2 separate regions of the Homo sapiens genome follow, and region 1 is linked to region 2. Evidence: chromatin loops called from intact Hi-C (ENCODE). Cell type or tissue: B cell. All regions are shown on one strand.

Evidence for each region. Peaks named below come from ENCODE experiments on the same cell type or tissue, not always from the same donor. Only the 100,000 strongest peaks of a DNase experiment are listed, where the experiment ranks them.
Region 1: a loop joins it to region 2, with 31 times the contacts of the local background. A loop is called at or near these places in 4 of 110 quality-filtered maps.

Annotation. Positions count from the first base shown.
Region 1 is chr1:183,684,269-183,686,768 of GRCh38, forward strand. It overlaps a transcript of RGL1 not described here. Among named protein-coding and RNA genes, the nearest start is that of APOBEC4, 32 kb to the left of the region's middle. RefSeq lists an enhancer at 1-429. In B cell, CTCF peaks have their summits at 1,051 (motif pointing left) and 1,060 (motif pointing left); a DNase peak (open chromatin) is centred at 1,023.
Region 2 is chr1:182,961,166-182,963,665 of GRCh38, forward strand. No RefSeq gene overlaps it. Among named protein-coding and RNA genes, the nearest start is that of SHCBP1L, 9.2 kb to the left of the region's middle. RefSeq lists an enhancer at 1,409-1,703. In B cell, CTCF peaks have their summits at 1,484 and 1,686; a DNase peak (open chromatin) is centred at 1,546; H3K4me3 peaks cover 413 bases.

The DNA.
Region 1 (2,500 bases), 720 kb after region 2:
GCCTTTTTGTGCTGGTTTTTCCTCATCTTCATGGATTTATCCAGCTTTGGTCTTTGATGCTGGTGACTTTGGATGGGGTTTTTGTGTGGATGACCTTTTTGTTGATGTTTATGCTATTCCTTTCTGTTTGTTAGTTTTCCTTCTAACAGGCCTCTGTGCTGCCCCTCCTTCCACCAAGCTCGAGCGTCCCAGGTCGACTCCAGACTGCTGTGCTGGCAGCAAGAATTTTATGCCAGTGGATCTTAGCTTTCTGGGCTTCATGGGGGTGGGATCCACTGAGCTAGACCATTTGCCTCCCTGGCTTCAGCCCCCTTTCCAGGGGAGTGAACCGTTCTGTCTCACTGGTGTTCCAGGCGCCACTGGGGTATGAAAAAAACTTCTGCAGCTAGCTTGGTGTCTGCTCAAATGGCTGCCCAGTTTTGTGCTTGAAACCCAGGGCCCTGGTGGTGTAGGGACCCGAGGGAATCTCCTGGTCTGTGGGTTCCGAAGACCATGGGAAAAGCGTAGTGTCTGGGCCAGAGTGCACTGTCCCTCATGGCACAGTCCCTCACAGCTTCCCTTGGCTAGGGGAAGGAGTTCCCTGATCACTTGTGCTTCCTGGTTGAGAGGACGCCCCCACCCTGCTTCGGCTCACCCTCCATGGGCTGCACCCACTGTCTAACCAGTCCCAGTGAGATGAGCTAGGTATCTCAGTTGGAAATGCAGAAAATCACCCGCCTTCTGCGTTGATCTTGCTGGAAGCTACAGACCAGAGCTGTTTTTATTTGGCCATCTTCTATTTACATTTATTTTTATATGTAGTTATATATTTAAAACTTTATCTTGACCACTTGATTTAGAGTAATGGAAATTGGAGAAATGTATACAGTACAGAACATTCTACATTGGCTTTTTTTTTCCTATTTAAAATGCTTAAACGTTCTTTAACTCAAGAACTTTAATTTTGCTAATAACAAAGATTCTTAAGCTTAGTGTGAAACATGGAAAGGAAACGCCAGCAGCCTGGTTATGAATAGGATCAGCAGTGCCATCTTGTGGTAAATACCTTGAATTACAATTAGAGGCACCCGCATGGGATCTGGGAGACTAAGAAATTCTACTCTATGCTCAGTGATTTACATAGAATGTAAAAGGTATTTCTCACCATTTTAAGACTTTGGGTTTATATAATCAGAGGAGGTTCTTCCTTTACAAATGTGGCAAAGACTACAGTTTTCTACAAGACCTTTTAATGTTGAGCTTTTAATGTTACATACAATTACATTAAATGTTACTGTATGTAATATTAAAAACTACAGTTATAATTTCAAAAAGATTATAGTACATGAAACATTTTCTCTAGCAGCAGCTCTAATGTGTAATAAAACCTAGTATTATAGGTTAAATTGGATATATCTATAACATAATAAGGTAAGCAGCTATAGATAAGTCAAAGCATGGCAAGTATATGATCAGATAATAATCCTGTTTCCTTCAGACCTAACATGTGGTAATACAGTAATTTTGTGTTCTTTAGCTTGTCTGCTGCTTTTGAAAATTCTTTTCAACAGTTAACAAATATTGATGAATCCAACTGGAAAAAATAATGTTTACCTATTCATTAGTTCCAAGTCTGTGATAGTTAAATACGTGGGACCATTGTAGTTTCTAGAATAATTACATTTAAAATCCCCAGCACCTTGCAAAAATATTTATTCAATTCATATTTTGCTTTTTACGTTATCAACACATATTAGTTTAGAGAGTTTAGCACAAATCACTAACTAGACCAGTATTAGTAATCCATTGGTAATTCCAAGTCTCACACTGGATCATCTTGAAAATAGTTCATGGGTTACTATTTTTTTCATTAGTTATATATGTCATGCCGAATCAACATTATTTTCAGAAGTCATTCCTCTTTATTTTATTGCCCTTTTGTGTCACTTTCTTTTTCAAATTATAAAAGTAATATATGTTCATGATGCAAGTTCAGATATTAAAGTAATCATTCCTGATAAACTTAACCCCTGGAAATAATCACCATTTACAGTCTGGTGTATTATTTTCAGTTGCTGCATTTATTAATAAAAATATTTTCTCTTTTCAGTTGGTCAGAGGTAGGGGCACCCCATCTTCATTTCCCTCAGTGGCACTTTCTTCCAGAAAATTTGCTGACAATATGTTTTTTTTGTCTGCTAAGATAACTGGGAATTTCATTACCCTGATAGGAAATTTTGATTTTTATTCCTAGTTTTGCTGTTTCTCACTTCCTGCAGTGTTGGATTTATTGGGCACTGGATGACAACACTCTGTAGTGCTATACAGATTTCCTAGCATGTTCAGATATACATTAACCATGCATAGAAAGGTTGTAGAAAGCTTAATGACTTTGCCCAAGTTAGCTAACATGTGACTAGCCACGATTTAAATCCCTTCTGATTATACCTGTACCTAGGTGAATTCTTCTGGTCCCATGACTTTAAATACCATCTGTATTTGAGATGACTCTCAAATTTGT
Region 2 (2,500 bases):
GTCACCTAAACTGGCTTTAGGTAAAAAGTTAGGACCAAAATTAAAACAAACTGAAGAATCTCGTTGGCAACACGCTTGAGATTCTGCAGAGGAGAGAGAATAGCTCATTTATTTTACAGATATGTATTGAGCACCTATTCTGTGCTGGCATGGTATTTGGTGCTGGTGCTGAAGACAGACAATAAACATGATTTTTTACGTAAAATTGTCAAGAAAATAAAAACACATATCTACCCCAAAACTTGTACATTCACATCCATAGCAGAATTATTTATAATAGCTATAAAGTGGAAAGAACTTAAATGTCAATCAACTGATAAACAGATAAATAAAATGTGGTATAGCCATACAGTAGAATACTATTTGGCTATTTAAAAAGGAATAAAGTACTGCTGATACATACTACAACATGGATGAACCTTGAAAACATGCTAAATGACAGAAAATGAGGTCACAGAAACCCATATAACATATGATCCCATTTATATAAAATGTCCAGAATAGGCAAATCAATAGAGACAGAAAGTACATTAGTGGTTGCCTAGGGCTGGGGGTTGGGGGTTGCCAGGGAAGAGGGGCAGAGTTTGAAAAGGAATGGGAGCTGACTGCTAATGGGCCCAGGATTTCTTTCTGGGGTGATGAGAATGTACTATAATTGATTGTGATGATGACTGCCCAACTCTGAGAACTGAAACCATTGAATTGTATGCTTAAATGGGTGAACCGTATGGTATGTGAATTATATCTCAATTTTTAGAAATAAAATTTATGGCACATTATGTGACAGTTAGGTGCTATGGAGAATGATAAAAATATGGAGATGGATAGGGCAGAGCAGGGATGAGGACATTTTGGAGAGTAGGCCCGGGATATAATTTTTGTACAGAGCAGAGAGGGAAGGTCTCACCCGTAAGATGATGTTTGAGTAAAGATCTGAAGGAGGTCAAAAGGAAAATCTTGGACTTTGACAGCTGCAAAATAAGGAAAGTTTTTTCCATCACCAAGTCATTCCCAGGGTACAGTTCAGTTATAAAGAACATAGATAAATTAGTAGTAACACAGTTTTAGGAAGTCTTTAATACTAACACATTATTTTCATATTTCCCTATGTAAGAATAAATAAGGCTCACATCAGTCAGAAAACACTAAATAAGTACACTGGGGATTTAGGTATTTTGGAAGTTTTGTATGGTGGAGATTTGGTTTGTATTATTTTGGAGGTGCACACCAGGATGCTGTGAAATGTAATTGTATTTCTTTTTCCTTTTGTTTTCCTCAATTGAAAAAATAAGTATTAATGAACACTTCATTCGGCCATTTATTCACAAATAATTTTTCTCTCTTAGAACACTAATTTTTTTCCTCCTCAACTCTTTGACATTAACTTTGTAAACCACAAAAAAACTAAACAAACAAACAAACAAACACTTTGGAAACAAATACTCAATGGCAGTAAGAAACACAACAGTTCTTTGAAGCCTGTACCTCCTTATTTTGACCAGAGGAGAGCACTAGAGAGCTTTCGGGCTATTGAAGGGCCCCCCCGCAATCCCAAAGGGCTGGGTGGAGCCTGAAGCATTCAGCCAGGCATAGCTTTAAGTCCTGACTCAGAAGACAACAGCACAGCACTTTGCTAAAGGGCAAGCTCGGACACATTTCCGTAACATATAACACTTCTTTCACCTCAGACGTGATGTTCTGCTAAATCTTCAACATTTCATAATGTGTACTAACCCCTTGATACTTGTTTTGTGTTCTGCTTTTGTTTTCAGCTCTTTGGGAGGTAAACAATGATTTTAATTTCATTTTACATAAACCACACAAAAAAGAAAGAATCACCATACATGTTTAAGGGCACATGAACTCCACTAAGGAGAGGCAGTACTGGGTATGGACAAGACACAACCTAAAACTTCCGACTAAAGCTACCCTGGTGAAAAGCCAATGGCCCAAACTTGTCTTAACTATCAGAAGTCTTAGGTTTCAATTTTGATAGGAAAAGACACTAAGAATAACATCAGCTAATTAGCCTACAATTTGAACAGTGTATAAATATCTAATAATGGAGCAGACACTTAAAATGTATAATAACTGGGGTATCAACGGCAGAAGACAACAGACACTCTCAACCACTGTTGATGGAAATAGAAATAGTTAAAATCTTATTGGAAGGCATCTTGTTAAAAAAAAAAAACTTTCAAAATTTTAAGTGTGCATAATTTCAACCCAGCAATTCCATCTCTAGATATAAGTTCCCCCGAAATGCTGCACATGCACACAAAAATTTTATTTATAGTAGTTTTAATAATAATGATAATAGCATTTAGCACTTACTGTGGTAGGTGCAGTTCAAGAACTTTACATACGTTGACTAATTTATCTCTAAAAACAGCCTGGCGATCCCCATTTTATTGATGAGGAAGCTGAGGCAGGGACAGGTTAAGTAACAGCTGTGAAGAGGTGGAGCCAGGATTCGAATGCATGGATCCCAACGCCCCTG